2 separate regions of the Homo sapiens genome follow, and region 2 is linked to region 1. A link is a loop called in an ENCODE intact Hi-C map of the cell type or tissue named here. Cell type or tissue: Caco-2. All regions are shown on one strand. Each heading gives the region's core, and the rest is flanking DNA. Links, peaks and the distances in the headings are about the cores only.

The links. A loop is a pair of places that touch in the nucleus more often than their neighbours do. Peaks named below come from ENCODE experiments on the same cell type or tissue, not always from the same donor. Only the 100,000 strongest peaks of a DNase experiment are listed, where the experiment ranks them.
Region 2: it touches region 1 in a loop (17-fold over the local background); 2 of 110 quality-filtered maps call a loop at or near these places.

The regions. Positions count from the first base shown.
Region 1 is chr6:95,862,101-95,870,828 of GRCh38, forward strand. No RefSeq gene overlaps it. Among named protein-coding and RNA genes, the nearest start is that of FUT9, 150 kb to the right of the region's middle. In Caco-2, for the core only: a CTCF peak has its summit at 4,852 (motif pointing left); a DNase peak (open chromatin) is centred at 4,841.
Region 2 is chr6:95,764,534-95,773,261 of GRCh38, forward strand. No RefSeq gene overlaps it. Among named protein-coding and RNA genes, the nearest start is that of MANEA, 190 kb to the left of the region's middle. In Caco-2, for the core only: no CTCF peak of the experiment used is centred there; a DNase peak (open chromatin) is centred at 4,218.

The DNA.
Region 1 (8,728 bases), core at 254-8,253:
TTTTAAATTTATTTTACTGAACTAAGCTTTCAGCCTGAAGGAAATTTGCAGGGGATAAAAATGTTGATGCTTCAAATAGTTGATAATGCCTTTGCTTCAGGACATCAGACAGTTTATTTAATATGCCATTTACTTTTTGAAATTATTTAAAATAATGGCAAATAAACAAGATTCCACATTTCTTTTTCTATTTTTTGATTTTATTATTATTATACTTTAAGTTTTAGGGTACATGGGCATAATGTGCAGGTTAGTTACATATGTATACATGTGCCATGCTGGTGTGCTGCACCCATTAACTTGTCATTTAGCATTAGGTATATCTCCTAATGCTATCCCTCCCCCCTTCCCCCACCCCACAACAGTCCCCAGAGTGTGATGTTCCCCTTCCTGTGTCCATGTGTTCTCATTGTTCGATTCCCACCTATGAGTGAGAACATGCGGTGTTTGGTTTTTTGTCCTTGTGATAGTTTACTGAGAATGATGATTTCCAATTTCATCCATGTCCCTACAAATGACATGAACTCATCCTTTTTTATGGCTGCATAGTATTCCATGGTGTATATGTGCCACATTTTCTTAATCTAGTCTATCATTGTTGGACATTTGGGTTGGTTCCAAGTCTTTGCTATTGTGAATAATACCACAATAAACATACGTGTGCATGTGTCTTTATAGCAGCATGATTTATAGTCCTTTGGGTATATACCCAGTAATGGGATGGCTGGGTCAAATGGTATTTCTAGTTCTAGATCCCTGAGGAATCGCCACACCGACTTCCACAATGGTCGAACTAGTTTACAGTCCCACCAACAGTGTAAAAGTGTTCCTATTTCTCCACATCCTCTCCAGCACCTGTTGTTTCCTGACTTTTTAATGATCCCCATTCTAACTGGTGTGAGATGGTATCTCATTGTTGTTTTGATTTGCATTTCTCTGATGGCCAGTGATGGTGAGCATTTTTTCATGTGTTTTTTGGCTGCATAAATGTCTTCTTTTGAGAAGTGTCTGTTCATGTCCTTTGCCCACTTTTTGATGGGGTTGTTTGTTTTTTCTTGTAAATTTGTTTGAGTTCATTGTAGATTCTGGATATTAGCCCTTTGTCAGATGAGTAGATTGCAAAAATTTTCTCCCATTTTGTAGATTGCCTGTTCACTCTGATGGTAGTTTCTTTTGCTGTGCAGAAGCTCTTTAGTTTAATTAGATCCCATTTGTCAATTTTGGCTTTTGTTGCCATTGCTTTTGGTGTTTTAGACATGAAGTCCTTGCCCATGCCTATGTCCTGAATGGTACTGCCGAGGTTTTCTTCTAGGGTTTTTATGGTTTTAGGTCTAACATGTAAGTCTTTAATCCATCTTGAATTAATTTTTGTATAAGGTGTAAGGAAGGGATCCAGTTTCAGCTTTCTACATATGGCTAGCCAGTTTTCCCAGCACCATTTATTAAATAGGGAATCCTTTCCCCATTGCTTGTTTTTGTCAGGTTTGTCAAAGATCAAATAGATGTAGATATGCGGCATTATTTCTGAGGGCTCTGTTCTATTCCCTTGATCTATATCTCTGCTTTGGTACCAGTACCACGCTGTTTTGGTTACTGTAGCCTTGTAGTATAGTTTGAAGTCAGGTAGCATGATGCCTCCAGCTTTGTTCTTTTGGCTTAGGATTGACTTGGCGATGCGGGCTCTTTTTTGGTTCCATATGAACTTGAAAGTAGTTTTTTCCAATTCTGTGAAGAAAGTCATTGGTAGCTTGATGGGGATGGCATTGAATCTATAAATTACCTTGGTCAGTATGGCCATTTTACCCTAACATCACAATTAAAAGGACTAGAAAAGCAAGAGCAAACACATTCAAAAGCTAGCAGAAGGCAAGAAATGACTAAAATCAGTGCAGAACTGAAGGAAATAGAGATACAAAAAACCCTCCAAAAAATTAATGAATCCAGGAGCTGGTTTTTTGAAAGGATCAACAAAATTGATAGACCGCTATCAAGACTAATAAAGAAAAAAAGAGAGAAGAATCAAATAGACGCAATAAAAAATGATAAAGGGGATATGACCACTGATCCCACAGAAATACAAACTACCATCAGAGAATACTACAAACAACTCTATGCAAATAAACTAGAAAATCTAGAAGAAATGGATAAATTCCTCGACATATACAGTCTCCCAAGACTAAACCAGGAAAAAGTTGAATCTCTGAATAGACCAATAACAGGATCTGAAATTGTGGCAATAATCAATAGCTTACCAACTAAAAACAGTTGAGGACCAGATGGATTCACAGCAGAATTCTACCAGAGGTACAAGGAGGAACTGGTACCATTCCTTCTGAAACTATTCCAATCAATAGAAAAAGAGGGAATCCTCCCTAACTCATTTTATGAGGCCAGCATCATCCTGATACCAAAGCCAGGCAGAGACACAACTAAAAAAAGAGAATTTTAGACCAACATCCTTGATGAACATTGATGCAAAAATCCTCAATAAAATACTGGCAAACTGAATCCAGAAGCACATCAAAAAGCTTATCCACCATGAGCAAGTGGGCTTCATCCCTGGGATGCAAGGCTGGTTCAATATATGCAAATCAATAAATGTAATCCAGCATATAAACAGAACCAAAGACAAAAACCACATGATTATCTCAATAGATGCAGAAAAGGCCTTTGACAAAATTCAACACCCCTTCATGCTAAAAACTCTCAATAAATTAGGTTTTGATGGGACATATCTCAAAATAATAAGAACTATTTATGACAAACCCACAGCCAATATCATACTGAATGGGCAAAAACTGGAAGCATTCCCTTTGAAAACTGGCACAAGACAGGGATGCCCTCTCTCACCACTCCTATTCACCATAGTGTTGGAAGTTCTGGCCAGGGCAATTAGGCAGGAGAAGGAAACAAAGGGTATTCAATCAGGAAAAGAGGAAGTCAAATTGTCCCTGTTCGCAGATGACATGACTGTATATCTAGAAAATCCCATTGTCTCAGCCCAAAATCTCCTTAAGCTGATAAGCAACTTCAGCAAAGTCTCAGGATACAAAATCAATGTACAAAAATCACAAGCATTCTTATACACCAACAACAGACAAACAGAGAGCCAAATCATGAGTGAACTCCCATTCACAATTGCTTCAAAGAGAATAAAATACCTAGGAATCCAACTTACAAGGGATGCGAAGGACCTCTTCAAGGAGAACTACAAACCACTGCTCAATGAAATAAAAGAGGATACAAACAAATGGAAGAACATTCCATGCTCATGGGTAGGAAGATTCCACATTTCTACAAAAAAGGACCATTAGCTCTTGAATGAGGTAAGAAACACAATAAAAATAATTTAAGGAATGCATATATGTTCATTTTTATTTCTCCTGAAACACTCATCTCAAACTGAAGAGTTCAGGTTGGTTTTCTCCAATTGGTTTGTTTTCTCACAATGCATTTGCCTATCTCTCTTTACTTCTCACCTACTTAAATGCTTGTTATTTTTAAAAATCCTAAGTTAATTTCCCCTATCTTCATTTGTTAGGTATGTCAAGGTTTTCCCACCACCTTACAAACTCCAACACAAATTATATTCATTGAGCTTTTCTCAGCTCTATATAGTCAATTAATTTTTATAAATCTATTTTATCTCTCCAACTAAATCATAAGTTTTTACAAATTTAGGACCTTGTGTGTTCTTCTGTTCACTATATTGAAAATATATTCAATGATTCATTGATTGATTGATCGGATTGCCTAAGAGAATAGGCATCTTTATTTAGTGCTATACAATTTTATTTATTTACAAGTGATAAAGTGCCTATAATATAAATATTAAAGTAATAGGCAATATAATTTGCTATTAAATAGCTTTTAATAAGATACAATTCATGGTCTTGATTCTAAAAACACACTTTCCTGAAAAAGAGGTGATTGTGCAATACTTTTTAATATGACATAGAATGATTCATTTAACAGGTAATATGTTGGCCTTGAGGCTTGGTGCACAAGGATGGACTCAGAATAGGGACCTAGGAGAAATAAATTCTAATCTCTGCCCCCTTCAGATACCATGATTTGGGAATTTGGAAAATTTGTTAAGAGTCTTTAACCTTTTATGGGCTTTATTTCCTTATCTATAATATGAAAATAGATTAGAAAAATCTCTAAATTTACTTTTAGTATAAAATTACATGTTACCTGTATACACTGGTGAAATAAAATTGTTTGAGCTCCTTTTCATATAAAGCCTCTATGTTGAAACTTTCATGTGAAACCTTGAAATTGCTTTAAGAAAAACTCACTATACTTTATTACATTCCCCCATTTAGCCAAACACTTAACATGTATGAATTAGTAAAGTCATGATTCATAATTTTCTTTATATTAACAAAAAAGTAGATTTAAAAAATAGTATGTTAAAGGTAAAACTGCCACACGAAGTTGGAAGATGACTAATTTATTTGTGATATTTCACTTTTTAATTGGAGATACTATATATGAGTATCCCCACAAGGTGCGTGACCCAATACCTATCACTTTCTTCCTTTTTTTCTACTGTCTTATTCATAAACATGCCTTAAACACTGAAAATTAAGGGTACAAATGCAGACATACATACGTAATAGGCAAGTGATAAAAGCATTTAACATTTTAAACATAAATTATCAAAATTTATAATTAGAAAATCCACATGAAAGCTAACTGTATGTATTATAGATGAAAATAGATTTACCTCATGAGTTTTAACCATCCTTTCTTGCCTTTATTTATGAGGTGTCTCTTAGCCTAATAAAAATGTCAGTATATGCATGTGGTGCTGACATCTGCTGGCAGAGATGGTCGGCAACAATATGTGACCCCGACAAGTAGACCTACAGAGGCAGGTGTGGAGCGCCTAACGTAAAAAAGTGTTTAAGACATATTTATATTTTCATGAATTCTAATATGGTGTAGAGAAGTGTCATGTCAAGTAAATTTCGTTTCCGAATATTGACTCTAAGAATGCAATGCCCGTGGGCAAGTCATTTGACCACACTGGGTCTGGATGCATTCTGTTTGTTCCAGCTCTAATACTTGATTTGACTTTCACAGGTTGTTACCTTTATATAATCTTCATTGTGGTGTCCTATTTAAGGAAAGGAAGTCAGACTGGTGGGAGCAGGGGAAAGCAGAAAGAAGAAGCAGATTAGCTACAAGTCTGCCTTACTTCACGGTCCCGGACACATAGCCCTCCTGCGCAAATAATTCACAATCTTTCTGCGCCCAGTTATCACCAGACCCTTGGCTGATACAAAAAAAAAATTCAGGTTAGCTCACTACAACCTTGGAGTTATCAGTATTGCACAAAGCCCTCCACAGCATGCGGCATAAATAGTATCCTGTAAAATCTCCAGCAAGCCTTTGTTTCCTCATAGTCAGCTCCTCTTCTGCTGATCCTGCCTGTTGCTCCCTTGTAACATACTTTCATACTTTCATACTTTCTCTAATAAACCTCTCTTTATCTACAACTGTCTTGGTAAGTTGTTTTACCCTCATGCCATGGGCTCAAATAGACATAGCTCCCCTGTGACATTCATCATGATTTTATAATAATTCAGAAACATACTGTAGAATTAATTTTTAAGTGTTTACAATAGACCAAGAGCTGAATGGATTCAAATTAAATATATATTAGTATCAAGCTTTCACCTACTGATAAAAAAATAAAGGAGTCTAAGATTTCTTTTAAAAAAAAACAAAGCTTAGCTCATTAAATATTTCCAAGCATCAAAACCAGAGATAAGGTATTCATGTAGGAAAAGTATTAAATATAGTATCAAAAGTTCTGGTTTTTCTATTTTGGGAAAAGCCAGCTTAACATCTCTAAAATACCTAAAATGAGCTCCATACCTAAAAATGGAGATAATATACTCACCTCACAGTAGTATTTTAAGGATTAAATGAGAAATGCAGTCAATGATTATTATTAAACTATAAAGATCTTTATAAATGTATAATAATATCATACTTTAGTTACATTATATATCTTTCTTGTACATCTGTTATATAGCAATAATAGCTGAGAGCCTACAGATAATTTCATCTTAGTTGAAATTTTATTTAAAAATTTATAGTAAAAAATCTAAAATTAATAGTCTACTCAATTTAAAAGACCCAAATGTTTTGGAAGGCTCACATGAGTCTAATTTTGTATCTCAAGATTGACTTAATAGAGTAGATGCCACTAAGAACATAGATTTGTAAATAATTCATATTTCTGAGAGTAGTTGTTATATAATAAATACTTAATCATCTTACACATTTTTCCTTATTTTATTAGTTAGTTTTTATTTTATCTATGCATCATGTCACTATTATAAATAATACACTGAGCTAGATGCTCAGATGACAGGGAGAAAATGGAAAGTGGAAAAAAACATATCACAGTCACTGGCCTTCACAGATTTTTAATTTTCATGGAAAGATAGACATTCCAAATGAAACATATGACGTAAAAGGATTTTAAGGAAAATGCTGAGTACAATGTAGAATTAACCAATTCAAAATCTCAAATCAAAAAATGTTATCATGTGGCCTTATTTAAACTTGGGCCCCAGTAGCAAGATTTAGGACAGGACAGACCTTCTGAGGCCAGGGGTTTCAGCACAGGGTGAATAGAGGCTACCACGCCAGGACTTGGCCAGGACTAGGAAGAGGCAGAACAGAAAATGTTAGATACAGAAATCTGAATAGTTAGGAGAGGAGCTGCAGGTTACTAGGAGGGAGGGTAATGATAGAAGACACAATGTTCAAGTACAATACAGGCAGGTCTGGTGAGCAAGGGTTTCAGAAAAAGTATGAGGCTATGGAGCAAAGCTGCAAATATTCAACAGATGATCTGACTAAAAATTTTTAAAAAACAAACTTTATTGGGTGAAAAATAGAAAGTTTGAATACATTAATTAATTAGTTATCTATTCCACATTTGCCTCGTATACCTGAACTTGATAAAAAAGAATGAATATGAAACAGATCTTTCCATTGAATAATTTATTATATGAACGTGTATTGAAAAGCTCTAATTTAAACCAGGTATGTGGTGGGCACAGCTAGAATAAATGGTAGACGTGATATTCACTCTCACGGAGTTTACATCTAGATGACTGAACACAAATACTTGAATGGAAATAATTGTTAATGAAAACATGTGAACTGCCATAAAAAGGAGAATGAAGTATTGAGAAAAATCAAATGGAGAAGTATGTCAGGTATTTGGGAAACTACTGATGCATTTAGAACTGTGGTGGATATAAAAGTATAACATCAATTTATATTTATTGAATGGTTAAGTAAATTGATTGTGAATAAATGACTGACTGAAGCAATGTACAAGTAGGGTGAGGCTGGAAAGGACTGGAAGGGGAGGGGCTTATCTACAGATATTTGAGTAAAATAATCATAGATATAATAATCAAGAATCTAGGATTTTCTGAAGCAGCTTTGATTGTAAATAGCCTGACCTGTAGTCTCTCCACATATACTTCTGCTTGCCAGGCATGTACTGATATTTGCTTTTAAAATGTGATTATTTTAAGCATGTAAAAGAAATGAGGATTAGTGCCAAGGCAACTGGCTTCAGAGCCAGAACTCTGCTATTTCCTTCCAGCCCAAGACTCACTTGGTCTTAGAAAGGGGTGAGAGCCCTCCATTAGAGACAGGTGGAAACACCTGGGGTCCTGAGGGTCAGAGGCAGGGGGACATACGCAGTGAGGACACAGATCTCGATTCACTGCTAGTTTGCCAGCTACCTAAATCCTCCTGTTTTTCTTTTTTTTTCATATTATCATATGTTAAAAACTTTCTTATTTTAAATCACCAGTAGGATGTTTGGGAGTTTAAACATGGAACTACTGCAAAAATGATATTTCAAATCTCTCTTCACCATCCAATGCATAAAATAATGACTCAGAACAATGAACTTAGTACCATCAGTAATATCTATCAAGAAGGCCCCAAGGCTCTACCCAGAATTCTTCGCAATTTCTTCCACCATTTGTTCATAGCTTAATTAGATTAGCAAGAAAATTATTGTCAATTACACAGTTTCTGACAAAAGTAATCATAATCACATAAACAGACACTATCTGGAGATAAGCTCTTTTCTGCAATAAATGATTTTTATTCTTCTAAAACTCAGTCTTAAAATATTTTCAAAATTAAAAACCCTCACACTGAGGTGCATCACAGTGATGCATCAAATATCATTTGCTGTGTCTTCTCATATTCAATTTAATTTTAATGTGTCTACAATAGAAATTATTCTGTAACTCTGGAATCATACTACAGAAATTAATGCTTTTGCTCAAGCTCTGAAATACAGCAGAGGGGAGGAGAATCCCAAAAGAAAAAAATCTGATTAAGGCTGGGCATTGTGGCTTATGCCTATAATCTCAGCATTTTGAGAGGCTGAGGCAGGAGGATTGGTTCAGCTCAGGAGTTCAAGACCAGCCTGGGCAACATAGCGAGATGTCATTTCTACAGAAAAATAACACAATTGTCTGGGCATGGTGGTGTGTGCTTGTAGTCCTAACAACTCGGGAGGCTGAGCTTGGAGTTTTGGTTTAGCCAAGGAGGTCAAGGCTGCAGTGAGTTATGACTGTGCCACTGTACTCTAGCCTGGGCAACAGAGTTAAGACCTTGTCTTAAAAATTTATTTTTGATTAAAATATTGAAGGCTTTCATCTTCAGA
Region 2 (8,728 bases), core at 324-8,323, 97 kb before region 1:
AGTAAGTCCCTGACTATAGGAAGGAGCTTAAGCACTTGTTAACTGGCACAAAGTGTAGTATTTAATGTAAGATTTGACATTCTTTGAGAAATTCTGTCAGAAATTATGAAAAAGAAATTGAATACCAAGTCCTCTTGTATTTCAGGCATTGACCGCAGGACCACTGATCTGGAAAATTAGCATCTGGCCAAGGATGATAAGGCCTACAATAACATAAGGAGTAGTTGGAAAATAGAATTCAAGAAATTCAAACAATTTTTTCCAATATGCATATCAGGACTGCATGCTAAATTTGCAAATGATATACCTGTATATACAGTCAAATATTTTCAGTTAGATTGTGCTTCAAAGCATTTCTATCTAGATAAACCAACGTCTAGATTTAGAAGAGTGAATAGATGGCAGGAGAGATGCAGAGATCAGCTTAACAAAAGGAGAATCAGAATTCCTCTTCACTTCTATTAGATTTTTAAAATAAAATTTAATAACACCTTTTTATTAAAATGGCAACAGAGTATTTTTATTCTATCCTAAATTGTCTGTATTTGTGGAAAGGAAGATAAATTTGGTTAATGTTCCTAATAGCCAAAGATTTTCTAGATATGATTGAAAAGGGCTGGAGCATTTAGATTGAGTTATTAGAGTTCAGTTGGAAGGTGATGCATTCTTAAGAGTTGATTAGACAGAATAAATTTATGTTTAGGTGTTACTAGAATCTGTCATGATTAGTCATGGTACTGAAATGTCTTCCATTCACTAACAAGCAGAGAAATTCCATTTAGTTCTATCTAGGTCTGAATCTTGATATGCCACTACTAAAACATAATTCACGAAATTTGTTTTCTACAGGGACCTGGCAATGTTAACTCCTAAATATGCATTTGCAATTAATTTAGGATGATGAGGCCAATCATTGGGATATGGAGGTCATGATTATTGTTATAGACTGAATAGCAAAACTGTAAAATGTGTGGCTACTAAGTATTCCACAATATTTCTCCTATGGGCAGCACAGACAGTGAAGGCCAGGATCATTTTCCTTGTCAATTACAAACTGTGGCTGTGACCATGAATTGATATTTCATTCTTCATCAGATTCAACTGTAGTTAAGTAAATTCACTAAGTATTTTATTTTCTTATCTCATTATTAGCTTTTCATGCCTGAAACCAAACACTGAATGCTTTTATTTACAGATGCACATACAATTTGTAAATCATGTGGTATTCACGTAGCCAGTCTAGCCCTGCCATACTAGTTGATAAAAGTTCAGATTAGAAGAAAAGGCTAGTTTAGTAATTCAGAGACTTGGACTCTAATCTCTGTTTGGTCCCCCCTGTCAAGTTGCATAACTTTGAACATGCTCCTACTTCTCTCAGGTCAAGTTAACTCATCGATAAAACAAAGAAGTTAATGTAGATTTCTCAGGTTCTCCTTAAGTAACACTATTTCTTCACTTCAAGACTCTCTCTGACCTGACTCGTATTTTGTGTTTGTCCAGGTAGTGACAAAGATAAAGAATTGGAGAAAGGGAAAAGCAGTCCAGGATCTTCAGGTGAGTAAGCTCTGGATGAGGACCAGCAGCTGGTTTGAAGCTCAAGCTTTGGCTATAGAAGTGACATTATCTTCACTATCTCAGAATCTAATCCACAATAACTTGTTCAAGCAGAAGAGAACTATTAAAAAGAAAAAAAAAAGCAGGTCTGGGCACATGGTAAGTAAAGGACACTGCAAGCACTCAGGGAATATTTGGCCAGCTCACATTTGCAAGGTGCACATGTGCCTGAGGATTGGGGAACAAATCCTGAATGGTTTTCTTCATCTTCTATTTGATGTGCCTTAGTGACCAAAAGACTTTTCATTTGGAGCAGTTATCCTGAAAATCAGTGCAACATGAAACATTAAGCTAGTCTCTCATTCTATCTGTCTGATCTCATTGCTACATTACTACAAAAGCCCTGCTTCAACCAGAAAAAAACAGATACTTATCTCCCCATCCACCCTAGACCTTTTTTCTTATAGTTTGTCATAAGCAAGTTTTGTTATCTCCAGCAAGCTTTTCCCAACTTAACCTCCCTCTGAAATTGCTATTTTATTTTGCTTTAAATATTCTAAGTACTATGCATTGTCTACTATTCTATCATGCATTTGCTTTTTGCTTGAAATTATTATTGAATAATTTTATGAATAAAGAAAATTAAGCCCAGTCTCATCAACAAGGTGGCAAACTTACTGAAGTCCAAACTATATAAACTATGGCTTTTGGGTACGCAGCAGATCGAAGTATATGATCGCAAATACAGTCCTACTAGAAAAAAAAATAATGACTTTCTTTTTCACATTTTCACAAGTGATAACATACCTCTTAAAAGCTCAAATTTAACACCCCAAATGGTAAAGACTAATGCTGAAAATCTCTGACCAGAAACAAAACTTTTTTCACTTTAAAATTCACTAATATTTTCTTTTAAATCTCATTTAGGAAAATGTGTATCAGCTCTTTGTCAGATTCTAGTCTCTGTGATTTATCTGCTGTTGTAAAGATGTTGGTTTCAGCGTCTTAATAATAAAAAAGTACTCCATCTAAAAATGCATCAACATACACATCCTTATTTTTCATTTTCTTATTGTTTTATATGTCTACTTTCATTCACATGGGGCACACTAAATGAATCTGATCTGATCTCATGTTTGCTTATGAAATAAAAACAACTGCCATTAGTCTTCTGCTTTTTGTCTGTTTTCCAGTTAAATTAAACAAATACATGGTGAGAAAAAGTTCTGAGGGTGAATTAACAAGATAAATAAGACGGTGTTGATTCCCCATTAGGGATTTATAATCCAGTATGTTGACCATTGAACTAGAAAATCGCTATGTCAATATCTAGAATTCCTAACAGGATCTGAGGTGACTCCAAACAATATAACCTGATAACAATGAACATGATTTGGGTATAAAGTGATTAGGTGAGCTGAAAATTACATCTTCTTCATATTTCATCCAACTTTATTTTGAGGTAATATCATTTTATCTATTATTCCTTAAAATAACATGATAAAAAAATTCTTGTTTCATAAGTTTTCTTTAATATATTTTATACTATGATTAAATTTTATTCTTGCTGGAGTAATGCATGCTCACAGTCAAAATAATTAAATAAGATTATAATAAAAAATAGTAGTTTCCAGGGCCAATTGTTCTTTCAAATCTTATAAATATTTCTTTTTATATTTAGCTGTACATTTCAAAGTAATATTCTTATAGCATTATTTGTTGATTTATCAATTTTAATTATTATATAGAGAAAAACCATTAGCTTTTAAAAACCCATCTTCCCACTTAGCCACTACTCATTTTTTCCAATACCGCTTATATCACAATTTTTAATTTAATAATAATGTTTAATGTATAACTACATAAATATTGTTCACTTTTGAACCAATTAATATAACTTACCTTTCTTGTTCGACTTGTTTTTACCTGGAGTTAATAACTGACATTCCTTTTGTTTGGTAACAACTTACATAACTACAGCATAATACAATATCAAAAGCAGGAAATTGACATTGATATAACCCCCAGACCTTATTCAGATTTCCCATTTTACATGTACTCATGTGTATGTGTATGTGTGTGTAGTTTTGTGCAATTTTATCTCAAGTCTAGACTTGTAACCACAATCAAGATTCAGAACTGTCCCAGCTCCACAAAGTTATGCCTCATGCTACACCTGTAGCCTCACCATTTCCTCTCTGGTCCTTCATCCCTAACCCGTGCCAACCCTAATCTGCTTTCCATATCTGTAAGATCCCAAGAACGTTCAAATTAATTTTTAAAAGCTTTTGGTTGTTATATTTTTATTTTTAAGGGATTTCTTTGTTTACTGTTAACTTTTCATAGCATTTTGTTCTCATATTATGCAAAAATATCTTCCGTTATCTCAGAATAAAGGAAAATAATGATAGATGTTGATTTTAGAAGTTTCCTTCTGCTGCATTTATCTGATGCCTCTAAGCCCTCTTCCTTTTTAAAAATTGTTTTCAACTTTCTTTTCATAAAATTTAAGAGTGATACACTAGAAAGCAAATTGTTGAATGTGTAGGCCTGACTGTTAATCTTTCCTTTGAAGGGACCCAAATATTAATGTCTGGATTTCTTTTAAACCTGAGGTCCTCAACCTCTGGGCGGCAGACTGGTACTGCTCTGGTCGAGGCCTGTTAGCAACCCTGCTGCACAGCAGGAGGTGAGCCTTGAGCTAGCCAGCATTACCACCTGAGCTCTGCCTCCTTTCAGATCAGCAGTGGCAATAGATTCTCATAGGAGCGTGAATCTTATTGTGAACTGCATGTGAAGGATCCAAGTTGTGTGCTCCTTATGATAATCTAGTGCCTGATGACATGATATCAAAGAGTTTCATTCCAAAACTATCCCCTGCTCCACCTTGTCCGGCCGTGGAAAAGATTTTCTTCCAAAAAGGATGGGGACCGCTGTTTTAAACAACCTGATACCCTATTAACAACATATATCCAAATCAGGCCATATGATTTAAAACCTATTTGCAACATAATCCCTTTCATTACCAATCTGGGCAAAACCTTAAATATCAGAAACTTTAGATTCTGCCATCTTTAATGGGGAATTTAATTGTGCCAGTAGAGTTCTGGTGCTTTTGTCCCTTACTACAGCACATGGGTGCCAACATTGCCTTTGCTAGCTGTCACCCAGAAGCCTGTTGACTTAAATGACATTTATTTACCAAATTCTCAGGCCAGTCTTGCCTTCAGATATACACAAGTGGCCTAGTCTCATTTGGAGTCCACATAGGCACAAAAACAAAACCCATATCTTCTGCAGTGGATATCCACTTGAAAAGAGTATCGAATCACCTGGTGACAATGAACTCACATTCTACATGACATCACCGTGGCCCAGGGGCTCACCACCGGATGTGACATCGCTCCCTGTGACTTCACCTAGGAACCTGAAATCCCTGTCCCTGTAACTCCCACGGGCTGCCTCTCTTAAGGTGCTGACAAATTGGGCATGAAACATTTATTGCTTTTCTTCCTTTGATATTAGAAATCCTATTATATTTCCTGAGATTGCTGTCTGCTTAGCCTGTGATCCTTGTACACTCCTTGCTCTCTCCCAAAACATACACCGCTACACATTCATGCCTAAAAGAAAATCAGGTACAGGATACTAAAATCTGTGCCATTCTAAAAATGAATGGAGATGATTGTTTTCCCCAGAAGGCATCTTCCTCTTATCATTCAATTCCTTGACCATCTGAAGAGAGAATTACTCACTCCCCAGTGCCTTCTTCTTTGATTACCTCACCTTTCTACCAAGGCCCACTGCCTCGTGTCTCCATCCATGACTGCTACAACCACCCCTTCCCCTTGGTTACACACAAATGACACTAATCTTAACATCCTTTACTAAACTAAGTTCAAACCCTCCAGCAACAAAACTGCTAGAGCTGGCCACCATCTTGACCAGAAAAATATATCAAAATTATATATATGCACACATAATACCACCAAGATATTATTAGAGACCTCAGAAATTTCACCTTTTCTGGGTTAATGACATAAAAATCAGAAGCTTAGTTACAAGCCAGCATACCAGGACTCCTTATACTTCTACTTGTGTTCTTTCTTTTTACTTTCATACTGAAATATTTTCTAGACTCTTCAGGGCATCTTGTGCCCTACTCTCTGAACTTCTCTACTATTCTTGTCATTCAAATGTCTCAGATAATAGAGCTCAAAACTGATGTTGAAACATCAAAAGATCAATTGTATATAGTTTTTTAAATAGCGTCTTGATCCAGTTTGCATGCCCTGGATAGAGGCTGTTCAGTTCCCTTTCTGAGCAGCCAATTAAGTCCACTCCTCCAATCACCGGTTTATCAGGCTTTCACACTCAGGGGCACTAGACATCAGCCCTGATCACCCCAGGACCAGGTACCAGACAACCAGAACCAGCCCTTATGCCCCAGAGCCTGCTGAAATTATTCCAAACTAGCCAATTGTAAGGCTGCTTACCCTGCTTTGCCTGTTCCTTCCTGTAGAAACCACAATAAAGGATCTGGACCATAGTCTGTTGCTCTCCTTCTGCCTCATGGCCAAGCTTGGTGATTCCTAGTATGACCTTCCTTTTTTTGGGATCTAAGAGTATAACAAATTATCTTTTCAATGGCAGTTGTCTCTTCATCTGTTGGCTTTATTGTACCTAAATAAAAATAAAACCTATTAAAGCAGAATTTGGCTAATTCACATCATTTCCTGACATTTCATCACAGTCTTCTATCCTGAAGGCACCAGTTGAAAGGTGGCTAGCAACTTGATATATTAAAAATATTCTGTTTATTCAGGTTATGAACAGAGGTATATGATGACTTTTGCCTAGAAAAAACACATAGCAGTTCAGGAAAATTAGAAATTGTCAATAAGCAAGATCTTTCATGTTTCTGAAAAGTTCAATAAGTAACAGCATACCTATGAATCCAGAAGGAAAAAAATCACTGAAATAAATGCATTTTTGTTTATGATGCAGGAATATATATATATAGTCATTTTACTTCCCATTTTAAATTACTATCCAGTCAAGTCTTCTACACTGATACTATCAGTTTTCATTTTTAAAAAAGAGAGAGAACACTTTCACACTTAAGAACATGCAGTTCTGATGTTTACAAAATAATTTATTCTGCATATTTCTTGTTACAACTGTTAAAAGATTTGTTTCTGCTTTGAGTCATTTCTTCCTTTTTCTCCAAAGTTATATATGAGGCAGAAGGTGGTGGGGGGAAGGGGTAGGTGAGGGAGGATTATTTCTAATGGAATTACTAACATCTGACTGAAAGTTAACATTCAGTCATGTGCCACATAATGACGTTTTGGTCAATGATGAACCACACATAGAGTGGTGATTCTGTCAGATTATAATGGAGCTGAAAAATTCCTATCATTTAGTGACTAGTTGTCATAAGGTACAATGCATTACATGTGTTCTTCTGGTGACGCTGGTGTGAACAAACCTACTGCACCGCCAGTAGTATAAATTTAGCATATATAATATATAAGCTGCATAATATTTAACAATAATAAATGACTATATTACTGGTCTGCATATTTACTATAGTATACTTTTTAATCATTATTTTTAAAGTGTACTTCTACTTATATGTAAACAAACAAACAAACAAAACAAAACAAAACAAAGCCAGTTAACTGTAAAACAACCTCAGGCAGGTCCTTCAGGAGGTATTCTAGAAGAAGGCATTGTAGTCATAGGAGGCGACAGCTCCATGTATATTACTGCCCCTGAAGACCTCTCAGTGGAACAAGATGTGGAGGTGGATGACAGTGATATTGATCATCCTGAACCTGTATAGGCCTAGGCAAATGTGTGTGCTTGTGTTTTAGTTTTTAACAAAACATTTTAAAAGTAAAGCAAGAAAAAAAATTATAGAAATAGAAAATAAAGCAATTATTTTTGTACATATGTACAATGTGTTTGTGTTTTTAGAATAAAAAATTTAAAAATTAAAGTTTATAAAATAAAATAGCTACAATAAGCTAAAGTTATTGAAGAAAAAAGATTTTTAATAAATTTAGTGTAGCAGAAGTAAACAGTGTTTATAAAGTCTACAGTAGTGTACACAAATGTCCGAGGCCTTCGCATTCAACCACCACTCACTGATTAATTCACCCAGAGCAACTTCTAGTCCTGCAAGCTCTATTCATGGTAAATGCTTTATACAGGTATACCATTTTTATTTTTTATACTGTATTTTTACTTTACTTTGTCTATCTTTAAATACACAAATATTTCACATTGTATTACAATTGCCCAGTAATCTGCTGTACAGGTGTTTAGCCTAGGAGCAATATGTTCTACCATATAGCCCAGGTATGTAGTAGGCTATACCATCTAGGTTTGTGTAAATACACTTTATGTTGTATGCACAATAATGAAATCACCTAAAAGCACATTGCTCAGGACTTATTCCCACTATTAAGCGACGCATGACTGTACTTTAGAATTATTGGATAAATAGTGAATATTGATAGCAATATTTTGATTTCAGCATCCTAATGAAATCTTGACGCAAATAAATATGAGGTGCCAAATTCAACTACCATTGCATATTTTGCAAGCATCAGGACAGCTCTGATGGTTCCGGTATAAATCAAAAAAAGTTTTGTGTAGCTCAGGAGGGATTAATATACTCAGAATTACTTTAATCCTTTAGGTCAAGGTAATTGTTATACCAGCTACATATGAACCTTCTGGGAAAATAATTTCCCAGCTTTTTACGAATCTGTATAATGATCCTTGTGGTGTGTGGAGAACAATGAATTGAAATAACTAATAAAAATTATGTTTAAAGTTCAATGACCCCCCCCCACACCCACCCAAATGATTTAATTTCTTACCTGCTGCGAGTTACACTAACAACTGCCTTTGTGCCCTGGGAGCTCTGAAAGAATCATAAGGCAACTATGGAGATGGAGCCTTCTCTATTACACGTAAGTTGAGGCCCCTTTTTCCATATATAAATTAGTTTTAACCCATAGGTTAATATTTTAACCAAAAATTTTTAGCTCAAAAGAAGATTCTCAGCCCTTCTTCTCACTGGATCATGTCTCTACAAATCACCTCCCATTGTCCTGTTTTGTTTTGTTTTTCCTACCACAGTGTGTTTCCATTTCCCATT